Linked DNA regions of Mus musculus: all the other regions are linked to region 1. The links are chromatin loops, found by intact Hi-C in ENCODE. Cell type or tissue: heart. All regions are shown on one strand.

Evidence for each region. Peaks named below come from ENCODE experiments on the same cell type or tissue, not always from the same donor. Only the 100,000 strongest peaks of a DNase experiment are listed, where the experiment ranks them.
Region 2: a loop joins it to region 1, with 2.3 times the contacts of the local background. A loop is called at or near these places in 11 of 42 quality-filtered maps.
Region 3: it touches region 1 in a loop (4-fold over the local background); 5 of 42 quality-filtered maps call a loop at or near these places.

The regions. Positions count from the first base shown.
Region 1 is chr14:45,327,203-45,331,202 of GRCm38, reverse strand. Psmc6 (proteasome (prosome, macropain) 26S subunit, ATPase, 6) reads right to left here and starts at 1,379. Exons shown (of 14, transcript NM_025959.3): 1 at 1,271-1,379; 2 at 294-373; 3 at 177-216. The coding sequence starts at 1,355. In heart, a CTCF peak has its summit at 1,591 (motif pointing left); a DNase peak (open chromatin) is centred at 1,472; H3K4me3 peaks cover 1,874 bases; H3K27ac peaks cover 1,417 bases.
Region 2 is chr14:45,380,783-45,384,782 of GRCm38, reverse strand. Gnpnat1 (glucosamine-phosphate N-acetyltransferase 1) reads left to right here. Exons shown (of 6, transcript NM_019425.2): 2 at 35-202; 3 at 1,327-1,389; 4 at 3,100-3,227; 5 at 3,785-3,846. The coding sequence starts at 49. Among named protein-coding and RNA genes, the nearest start is that of Gnpnat1, 6.0 kb to the left of the region's middle. In heart, a CTCF peak has its summit at 1,652 (motif pointing right); no DNase peak of the experiment used is centred here.
Region 3 is chr14:45,217,842-45,221,841 of GRCm38, reverse strand. It overlaps Txndc16 (thioredoxin domain containing 16), which reads left to right and starts at 2,417. Exons shown (of 21, transcript NM_001310534.1): 1 at 2,417-2,625; 2 at 2,793-2,846. It overlaps Gpr137c (G protein-coupled receptor 137C), which reads right to left and starts at 2,125. Exons shown (of 7, transcript NM_027518.2): 1 at 1,424-2,125. The coding sequence starts at 1,849. In heart, a CTCF peak has its summit at 641; DNase peaks (open chromatin) are centred at 1,091 and 2,291; H3K4me3 peaks cover 2,843 bases; H3K27ac peaks cover 2,400 bases.

The DNA of each region.
Region 1 (4,000 bases):
GCACTGGAAAGCAAAAGGCTTGTGAGTTCAAGGCCAGTCTAGTCTACATAGGAAGCTGCATCCAGAGCTACATAGAAGTACCTGGCCTCAAAAATCAAAATAAAATGGGCATTTCAAAAGCTGGCAAAGAACTGGGGCTTTTTATTTTTTAATAATTAGTAAGTTAATCCACTTACATTTTTCTTCTGTTAACTGTTTTAGCACTTCACCTACAATCTGGAAAAGAAAAAAGGGGCATTACCTTTTGCCAATAGCTTAGAAATGGCAACATACTTTCAAACTTTATCACCTACCTGTCCAACACTTTGTAGTGCCTTCAAATCATTTTCAGACTTTTCATACTGCTTGGTAAGTTCTTTTAATTGTTCCCTTACTGAAATAATAAAATTTTGACATTTTAAATTAAACAACTGCATAAAATTTTTTACTTAGGTCTCTTTTACCTTAGGTTTCAAACCTACTGTTTCAAACCACAAAATAAGATTTTTTTTTCCAGTTTGTAGTGGATAGGTGGCATGTTTTAAAATGAAATGTAACAGAGAAAGTATCATATCTATTTTCTTGGTAGGAAATATTTTTAAGTTACATTTTTAACCGATAGTGACATCCTGCCACCTTCAGATTTGCTACAAAACTAAACGATAAGGTGAATCAAGCCTCCCATAGCTACACTAAGATCACCTGGCTTACTCTGGTTGTCCATACTAAATTAAGTCAACCAACGCAATTCTTCACCGAATCCTAGGCTGCGGTATTCTCTCATTTAATTAAATCACGCAGGGTTTTCAAAACGTGAATGTTCAGGGTATACAGAAAACTTGGTACTCAGTATGACGCCTGAGGGAAGACGAGAAAGGCTATTACAACCACTGAGCCCCCTTCTACCCCAAGTACAAGCCGCCTCCGTGAGTCCCGCGTCCGGCTGGAGCTTCTTTGACTCAAGCGTCCTCCCATCCCCGGGTCCCGAGACTCCAAGCCTGCCTTCCTGCACCCGGAATATGTCCCCAGCCCACTTGTACCTCACTCCTCTAATCTTCCCCTCTTCCACCTCAGAACTGTGGCTGTTCTCTATGCCACCGGACTGGGACTGGGGCCATACCCACGGCCGAGGCGGTGCTGCACCCCAGCGCGGGGCGGGATGACAAAGCGCCTCGTCCCTGGACTCGGGCCTTCCCAAGCCAGGCGCTGTTTTCGGGCTCAGCCGAAGCCTCCGCTCTATCAGAGACCGAAGCCGGTCCAGGCACTAGAGAGTGTGTCAAGGCTCACTCACGCTCCTTAAGACGGCCGTCAATCTCCTTGTGCTCTAGCAGCTTCTTGCGATAGTCCTGAAGCGCCTTATCTCTAGGGTCCGCCATGATGAGAAGCCGTCGCTCATAGGGGATGCCGGGAAGGGCCATGGCAGCCCGGGCGGGGGAGGGGGCGGGGCGAGGGCGCAGAGGCGGCCTGGGGCGGGACCGTGACTGGCTCCGCCCCTTCCGGCTGGCCCGCCTCTGGCTCCGGGCGCCGAAGTCAGTCACCTAGAGCGGCAGAAAGCCTCGAAAGCGCAGAAGATCGTCTCCGGTCACACTGTCCCCTGCAGGCCAGAGTGAGCAATGCCTGACTTAGCTACTGGCTGGCTCAATATTAAGTCACTGCTTTCTTAGAACGCCAAAGGATCTGTAATAAACTGAAAAGCAAGAGGAAATGACAAGATTTTTTTTTTTTTGAGACAGTGTCTTGTAATCCACACTGCCTTAGCACTCATTCTGCAGCGCTGGGCTTGAACTCTGGTCCTCCCCCCCCCCACCACCGGCTTCCTAGTGGAATTACAGGCAAACTCGAACATTCAGTATGTGCTGTGTGGAAATCGAATTCAGAGTCTCCGGCATGCTAAGCAAGAGCTTTCCCAACTGAGTCACATTTTCAAATTCAGCCTTTTTCTTTCCCAAATTATTTATTTTTATTTATGTGTTTATGTGTGTGCCTTAGTGTATACCTTAGGAGGGCAAGTGCTCACAGAAGCCAGTAGAGGGCATCGGATTTCTTGGCTCTGGAGTTACAAGCAGCTATGATTTAAAAAAAAAAATCTTATTTATTTTATGCATATAAATATCTTGCCTGCATGTATGTGTGTGCAGCACGTGTGTGCCTGGTGCTGGAGGAGGTCAGAAAAAACCACATGATTCCCCTGAAACTGGAATTATAGACGGTTGTGAGCCTCTATGTGGATACTGGGAACCGAACCCAGATCCTCTCCAAGAGCAACAAGTACGAATACCCTTTGAGCTATCTCTCTAGGCTCAGTGACTGTGTTCTTTTAAATTATTATTGACAGGCTGGGAGTGTACCTTTGGTAGAGTATTTGCCTAGCACACAGAAGCCCTGAGTTTATTAACCCCCAGCACCCTAAAACTGAATGAATGCACTCCACAAACACACAGAGATCTTTAGGAAGAGCCGGAAGCTCACATAACCAGTAAACCACTTTCCAGCCCAAAGATGCAGCCTTTTGATATCAATTGCATGAGCATAAGTAGGAAATTTTCAGTTACCCAATAAAGCACTGACCTGCTTGTAATCAGAATATTAGAAAATATTCTAACATGTAATAAGGAAATTAGAAATGATTTGAATAGGGGCCAGAGAGATGGTTCAGTGGGCAAAGGCGCGCTTGTCATGGAAGCCAGGTGACCTGAATTGGATTCATGGGACCCACTCAAAGTTGGCATGAGGTCCACATGCACAGATGCATAAATGATAATAAATCATAAAAATACCTTAATGTAGTAAATGCTACAATTGAAATAAAAGGATATTGTGGGATAAGGAGGAGAATAAATTTTGAACATGTCTGAGAGCAGAAGGGGCCCCATTATGCCACCACGTGGAGAGCCTTCTGAAGAGATTAAACAGCAAGTGCATGATTCTAAGGTAGCAAAGAGTTTGTCTCACTTCTATCAGAGAAAGGAGGCCAGCAGAACTGGAAGGAAATGGGCTAGAGATGTAGAACACAAGATAAAGTTTCTGCAGCGACCAAGGTAGGAACTTTGAAGTCTGCTAGGACTATCTCAGATCTCTGTGGTGGAGGGGTGGTGATATCTTGATGTCTTCATAAAATCAGCATAATTGTACATATGTAAAAAGGTTGTCATGGGTATTAAATAGACAATATAACTAAAGATGTTAATCCAAAATGTGGCATATGGTAATTGTATTCTTTTAAATTGTTATTCTCATGCTGGGAGTATAACATTGGTAGAATACTTGCCTAACGTACAGCTGAGTTTAACTCCCAGCACCCTAAAAAAAAATGAATATGCTTTACAAATACATGTACAGTTATGTGAATTAATGCCTAAAGTGACAGTCTTCCAAATTTTCTTGGAGAAAATGGTGTGGTTATTATGTGAATTTTCTGTTGTATTTTTTTTTTCTAAAACTGGCTTTTGAAGGAGACAATAAGTAAATAAAGTGACAGGGAGTGTCCTTTCTCCCACACTATTTTGATCAAGTGAGTAGGTTCATACCAATATATATCAATTCTGACATCAAGAAGAAAAGACAAGGCAGAATATAAAAGGCAGTCCAATTTATATGGCTCAGCAAAAATATATGCACGCAGAGGCTGGAGAGATAACTTAGCTGTTAAGAGCACAGGTTACTCTTCCAGAAGACCTGGGTTCCATTCCCAGCACCCATATGGTGGCTCACAATCGTCCCATAACTCCAGTCTCAGGACGTCCAGTGGTCTTTTCTGGCTTCCCTGAGCACCAGGCATCCAAGTGGTACATATACGTATATGCAGACAAAACATCCCATACACATAAAATAGAGTACAAGTTTATTCTCCAAGGTTAAACAAAATTACATGAGCATAGATCAGAATGTCATTTCAACATCGTCTTCGTCAGTCTTTTTAATTCTGGGTTCTTTTTCCTCTTACCCATTTGGCAAAATTCTAACCTCAGCTGAACTTTCTGTGTTTCTCATGCCCACAGTAACCCTATTCTGTTGTGTGTGT
Region 2 (4,000 bases), 54 kb before region 1:
ATAAAGCCTCTCAACATTTGAAATTTTATTTTAGACTTTACTGGAAAGATGAAACCCGATGAAACTCCCATGTTTGACCCAAGTTTGCTCAAAGAAGTGGACTGGAGTCAGAATACAGCTATATTTTCTCCAGCCATTTCTCCAACGCATCCTGGAGAAGGCTTGGTTTTGAGGCCTCTCTGTACTGCAGACTTAAATAAAGGTATGGGCCCAATTTTAGTTTGGGAATCCTGACCAGAATTTGTTGCTTTCTTCATAAGCATGATGCTAACTTGAAACAGTACTTGACTTTGTACTTAAAGTGACTGGATCACTCAACTGTAATAGTCATGTATCATGCCTAAGACCAGATATTACTACGATGAATTTAAAAATAACTAAATATAGCAGTATTCCATCCAAAAGGATATCTGAAAACAAAATTGAAGTTATAATGTATAAACACATGGATGAGTTTTCTCCAAGAAGACAGGCAAAGGAACATTCTTTGGACAAACTGAAAGGGTTTTATTTAGTCCTGTGTAATTCTTAACATCTAAATTATCCAAAACAATTTCCTGAAACTTTGGTAACATTTTGCCTTACTATTTTCTTTTAGATAGGTATTTGAATAAAGTAAATTTGACCAGAACTACTGCATGTAGAAAAATTAAGACTAAAAAAGTTAGAAAATGTACTTTTAACATTATCAGTAGTTTTTTTGGGTTTATTTTTATTTTTTTGAGACACAGTCTATGTATTCCTGGCTATCTTTGAACTCAGAGATCTACCTGTCTCTGCCTCCCAAGTGCTGGGATTTTTAAAGTTATGTGCCACTATTAACATTAAAATTAAAAAATTTTTAAATTGTCCCAACAGCATTATACTAGTTACACTTTATCTTACAAGTGATATATTCAGTGGAGTGAGAATCTTGCACTTTTTGGGTCATATATTTAGGAGAATGTGGCATCCCTTACATAAAATTTAAATAGCGCTTAACAGTATACATGCTGGTTCTGTAATTATTGATATTAAGGCTTGAACTACCGTAAAATCATATGCAGGCAAATATTGTTGAAGGCTGTCACTTGCTATCCTGTTTATAAAAATAGGTACTTATATGAAAATGCCCTTATGTGTATGGTACCATGTGTAATGAATGCGCACAACACACTATTGAAAAAATTGCATGTTTAATCAGCAAATCTTGATTAAAGATTATTATAAAACATGATTATAGAGTTTTGAAAAAGTAACTTTCTTTAACCTACCCAGTGAATATTTTTGCTGCTTTCCATATTTTAATCTTTCTTTTGCTTTTCTCCTGAAATGTTTTAAAACTAGGTTTTTTTAAGGTATTGGGTCAGCTGACAGAGACTGGCGTCGTCAGCCCGGAACAGTTCATGAGTAAGTACCATGCGGCACTTCGTCTGAATGCATAGAAATCTGGTCAGTACCCGCTCAGTCAGATAGGTTAGTTACAAATCAGCCATCCTTATTTATAGAATCGAGATGTTTTGTATAACTTGATATTTACTCTAGAATTGCTTTCCTTTTGTTGTAGTATGTATCTTAAATAAATCTTAAAAAAGATATATACTACAATAAAAGGAAAGTAATTCTAAGATTTATATATTTTGTATATAGTGTTCTGCCTGCGTGTATCCTGCAGGCCAGAAGAGGGCACCAGATCTCATAGCCACCACGTGGTTGCTGGGAGTTGAACTCAGGACCTTTGGAAGAGCAGGCCTCTGCGCCATCTCTCCAGCCCTGTAGAATATCTTTCTATGTGGTTATGGTTAGCACAGAAATTTCATTACAAACTTAAAAAAAATTTATGAGTTTATGTTCCTACTTTCCTTTTGTTCTTATTTATTCATTCATTAATCCATTTATTTATTTGCTTTTATATTGAATTTTAAGGTTGGGTATCTTAGTCTAACAATCCCCTTCTCCCTTTGAGACATGAGAAAATGGGTTTCCAAAAAGAATCAGTCGTACCCGATATCACAGTTAATTATTGCCAAGAGAGATGGAACCTTCTTAGCTTTATCCAGTGTCGTAACTCAGTCTATTCCCATTTTCTATTAATGCAGCTCCTTTAGTCGGTAATTTCTCCAACTAGGCTGAGAATGAAGATCAATATTCTATAGTTTTGTTTATTTTCCCTCATTGAATTATTTCCTCTCCCCCCCAGATTGGGACCTATATAGAATGAGACTTTGAAAATAAACAATATCTGAGTTTCTCATATCAGAAGAGATGAGAAAGTGTAGCTTTTTCTAGCAATACAAAGTATTAAACATTGTTTGTATGACTTTGGAAAAGTTGTTTAAATGGGGATGTATCTCTCATCTTTGTAAGGTGCTATTACAGCAAAGATCCTATTTCTAAAGAAACAAATACATAATCATGAAACATTGGAAAACAAGTGGAAAACTGTTTTGTTAAAGTACACTGAAGCCAAGACTGAATTGTGGATATAATATACTCTTATAATAACCTGCAGTTTTGTTCTTTGAGTATCTGTTGAGTGTTAGTTTTAGATAAATGTAAATTAAGTGGGAAGATATTGACGTTTTAATTAGTCACAGAAATGGCAACATGCACAGTTTCTCTGTAATTCTGTGTTGTTCATCTGAAAGAACTCAGTCTTACTTTGCTAGCAGATTGTATGTGTGTTTCTGCAAACTAAACCAAGTAACATCACTCTCTACCTCAGGGTTACGTCCCCATTCTGTACTAACAGACGACTTTAAAGGTGTGGACCACCTAGTGCTGACCGTTGGTATTTCAACTCCTTAATGTTTTAAATAATGTAGTATTTTTAGAAGAGGAAACTAAATTTTAAAGTGCACACCCTTTCTTAGTTCCAGAGCTTGGGGGGCGGGGGTGGGTGGGTTAGAGACAGGCCAATCTGATCTACAGAGGAAGTCCCAGAACACCCAGAGTGATATAGTGAGACCCTGCCTCAAAAGCTCAATTTACTTCACTTGCTTTCACTGAGGCAAAATAGCGTCAACATTCAAAGATGAAGTCACACAGGCTTGGTGCTTTTCTTGAATTCAGTAAACTAGAAATGCATACTATCTAACACTTTTTGACATTTCCTGACAGAATCTTTTGAGCATATGAAGAAGTCTGGAGATTACTACGTTACAGTTGTGGAAGATGTGACCCTAGGACAAATTGTGGCTACAGCAACTCTGATAATAGAACATAAATTTATCCATTCATGTGCTAAGGTATGTACTCACATTAATGCCTATGAATAAAGCACACAGATATTTTCTAATGAAACCAACTTGGAAAACTTCATTAGCAAAATCAATGTTCCAGTAACCGTTCACTGCTCCTTAGCAGAAGATACTTCTGGAGTTTCTGCAAATTACAATACAATGAAATTCAGATAGATGAGCCAGCAATAAGATGGCTCAAGAGGTTGGCCACCAAGCCCAACAACCCAAGTCCTAGCACTGAGATCAGCACAGTGGGAGGAAAGAACTAATTCCCACAAGTTGTAGTTCAACTTCCACAAAAGCCATTCACAAATGCAGATGCACATTCACACACTCTTTTTGGATATGCTCTGTTTATGACAAGATTGCATTATGGGGATTGGGGTTTAGAGCTCTGCTTTAGCAGTACAGAGGGCAGGTTGAGCATAGAGCTAAAAAAAAATGGTTAAGGAGAAACTGATTTTCCTGTTTCCTCTGTGAAAAAGTAAAAACTGTAATTAGCAACTATTGTTTAGTAGAAAACAGGCTGAAGGCTCATCCTGTAGTACTGTGATTGTTTGCAGAGAGGGAGAGTAGAAGATGTCGTCGTTAGTGACGAGTGCAGAGGGAAGCAACTCGGCAAACTGTAAGTATGTACACGTAACCATGGAAACTGTATGGTTTCTGTCCCAGTTTGGCCTCTTGCCGAGAAACTTATTTTAAGAGAAACTTATTTTAAGATTTTTCTAATTTATTTCTGACCTTCTTTAATTCTGAACTCATTCTCCTGTATCTTAGAC
Region 3 (4,000 bases), 110 kb after region 1:
ACCATTGTAGCATGTTTATTTGATTTACAATTGCATATGCTTTTCACTTTTGCTTAAGAGTGTGGCATTATTTTTGTGGTATTATGAGGTTTTTTATGGTATTATGTTGCTAGAGAATAAAAATAAAGTTTGGTTTTGTTACTCAATAATTGTTTTTTATTGGATATAGCTTGTATATATAACAATTGTATATAGCTGAAATTACAATTGTGATTTTAAAAACGCTTTCTATTTTCCTGTTTATTAAGGGGAAAAAAAGAGTTGGTTTATGTAGGAAATATAAACACAATCTGATTCAAAAGTGCCTTTTTTGGGTTACTTTTCCTTGGAACTGTGTTAATTCTCATCACCTCCAAAAGCCTTTGAGAGGATTAGCTGCATAGACCAATACCGTTCTATATTAGTCAGTATTAAGTGTATGATGTCACCTTTTTTTCTCCTCTCCTAAGCTCGTATTTTGAGGGAAAAGAAGACTGGGGGGGGGGGGGTGGAACCTGAAAATAATAAGGCATAAATACCAGATAGACATGATTGACAACCTTATACCCCCAACCTGTCTGAAATGGGTCAAATGTGCTGCAGAACAATGCAATCCAACCAGCAATTCCCCGTAAAAGAGAAAGGGGGTGTGATTAGACTCCAGCTATTAAGCAAGTTGTTGGAAAAACAAAATCAAAAACACCAAAAAACATAGTTCCGTGGTTTGTTTCTGCAACAGGCACAGGTTAAGCTTGTATCTTCTCTCCTAATTAGCTCTCCCCCAAAGGGCTGTGCTGTAAGAGACCGCCTAAATCGCCAAAGCAAGCAGCAACTGGGACAAACACTAAGGGCTTTATGGAGGTCCTTCGACTGTCCCGCAGCATTGGTTATTGATCGTTCACCCCGTCGGGGAAGCGATCGATCAGAATTTGTGCAAGGTGTATCGAGCCACAGTTAAGGAGATGCGGGGGGGGGGGGGGATATAAGCTTCTAATAAAAGAAACGCAGCAACAATAGCGGAGGAACAGCTCTGCCTGGTGACGTAATGGCTGGCAGCGGTCCAGCTTCAGCAGAGCTGCCTCTACTTCAGCATCCAACCTCCCTCAACCCGGTCCAGCCTCGACAGAGCTACCGGAGCTGCTACTTCTTACGATGCTTCTCTGTGGTCGCCACCAACGCCTTACGTGGAGGTCTGGGACATTGAACAAAGGGTGTCCCACTGCCTTAAGTTGTCGGGGCACGCATACTCTCTCTCTCACACTTCTCCAACCCCCTCAGGCACCGAGTCCATCAGCGGCTTAAGTTGAGGGAGAGGGAAAGACAGGAGTGTCTCAGTGTCCCCAGACTGCCCTCCGGCCACCTCCCCCAGCCCCGACCCCTTCCGTCTCGGCAGGAGTGGATCCCGGCGGCCCCGCTCCCCCGCTCGCCGGTCCTCCCGCCTTACCTCTGCCAGGTAGAGGTTGAGGAGACAGAGCGTGGAGAACTGTAGGCAGGAGGGGAAGCAGTAGAGCAGCCAGTGCGGGAAGAAGTGCAGGCGAGAGGGTGGCCGCAGCAGGGGCAGAGAGCCGCTGAGGGAGAAGGCGGCCGAGAAGAGCGTGGTCCTGAGCGCTGCCCACGCGAGACACAGGAAGAGGCAGAGGCTCTGGTAACTGAGCCGCCGCTCGCGGTACAGGAGCAGCCGCCACAGCTGCAGGTAGGCAAAGGCGAAGAGCGCGGCGTAGAGCAGCGCGTGCAGCACGCTCAGCGCCAGCTGCACCGAACCGGGAACCGCGGCGCCCGAGGCCGCGACGGCGCCCCCGCCGGACGTCGAGGGTTCGCGGCCGGCCGTGGGGACCGCGGCGGCCGCCGGCCCGGACACTGATACCCTCATGAGGGGACGCGAGCAGCGGGGAGGGAGCGCGGGAAGGAAGCGGCCCGAGCGCCCCCCGGACCTCCCGCCCGCCCCAGCCTGCGGCCCCGGGCAGCGCCGTGACAGGAGTCGCAGCCCCGCGCGATGGCCGCGGCTGCCCTCGGGCCCGCCTCCCCTTCCCCCCGGGGGGCTCGGTTCCTCGGGCCGCGGCTCGGCTCCGCAGCAGCAGCAAACAACTCTCGGCTGGAGACAATCAGCTGAGAAACCCGAGCTTTTGAGGCGCTCGCTCCGCACTGTGAGCTGCCGGCGATTGGCCCGGGCGGGCGCGCCCTCCGGGCGCCTCACTCGGAATACCACAGGCCTCAGAGCCTGTCACTCCAGAAGCCTTTGATCTGATTGGCCTTCTGCTTTCTCCTCTTTTACCCCCGCCCCTCTTCCCACCCACGCTGCTGATTGGCCCAGCAACTGCAAGACTTCCTCGCGCCGGCGGGAGGACTCCAGATTCTGTCACCTGGGGCTGTTCTCGCTCCGCCCCCTGACCGTCCATTGGTTGGAGGATCTCTTACGTAAGGAGCACGAGGAGCAGGCGGAGCCTCGGGGGTTGTTTTTTCGCCCAAGAGACTGATTTTGCGGAGGCAGTGCCGGCCGTGGGCGGTGAGCTTCTCAGGTAGGCGTAGTTGCTTTGGGAGCCGCCGTAGGGACCAGCCCCTGCCCCGCCTTCTGTCACCATCTCTACTCTGATGGCGGGACGTGCTGTCCTCAGAGACCTTTCATCTCTGCACGAGAATCTCAGGCAGGTGGGTAGCAGCGCGGGCCTCAAGACTTTGCCTGCAGGATTGCATGCACATCAGCACTCGGCAAACGTCCCTCCAGCCAGGTTGCTTGCTGATTCAGTTCACCTGTTTCTGGGGGCACCAAACGACGCTGGTTTTGATTTCATTTCCCCCCCTTTTCTTTTTCTGAGCTGGAGGAAACACGGGGCGAGGAAAGCGAATGAAGCAAAGCGCGAGCGGAAACTGTAAGTAATCAACCCTTTCTTCTCTTGGGAAGAGGTCCTGAAGGATGGTGGTCCTGGGAACAGATGAACGTTGAGGCCTTCTCCAAGGGGAAGGTGATTCTTCGAAACTTGCAATTTAGAAAGCTCTCTTGGGCGCAGGGGTGGGCAGGGGAGGGGTGGGGGGAGCGCGGAGCAGTAACAATGTGGTGATTGTCCAGAATGGAAGAGTTTGTGTGAGATTCTGCTTGTGTGTTGGAACAAGTGGTGCTATTCTCATCAGAGACTGAGAGATACAAAATAAGAGGTATATTTCTGCTTTAAATAAGTGAGGAACGGTTGTATGTTGGCCACTACATGAAGGTTTTTTTTTTTGTTTTTTGTTTTTTGTGTTTTTTTTGTATTTGGTATTTGGTAGCAAATCAGTCAAAGTAATGCAAGATGAGGAAGGATCCTGTGTTCTCAGAGTGAGCCTCTCATTGCAGATTCAGTGCTTCTGTAGACAGCATATTTACTGGAGCATCCAATATCCAGCCTTTCCTAAATACTCCCTCCTTAAGGTCTGCTTAAGAAGATGGCTGTTTCTCAGTCCTCCACCACCAAGTACATGTTACAAAGGGGCTTAAGATCTGTTCTGTACTTATTCTGGTCCAGTAGTTTGCCAGACACCAGACAGTATTACCATCCACAAGTGTAATCATGCACACACATGTACAATAATGATAAAATGAAAAGAAAGCCCTAAGTCTGTGTTTATTCAGTGGTAGGCTCATCAGGAAGACTATAATGAGGCAGGAGACTCTCCAGCATTTAGATGTTGTCTTTTTCTCATTAGCTGTATGGTGGAGGCTATGTTACAGATGTTTAGCCAGATACACATGTGGATGGTCAGCTTTGACTGAAAGGGAAAGGGGAAGTGCAGGATTGATTTTTGGTTCTTGTTTATAATGTTCTGTCTTCCATGATGTTTTACTCAGCACAGGCTAAGCTCGCTGCAAGGTCTTTATACAGATGCGGATCCTTCAGAGAACTTGAGTACACAGCAGTACAGATCAGCAGCCAGCAGGTCTCGTTCTGCGTGCCCTAGAGCATGGTTCTCCATGGTCCTTGACCTTGTCCTGTGACAGGTCCTGCCAGTTTTATCATTATCTTGGCAGGATCTCAAACTGGTTTTGGAG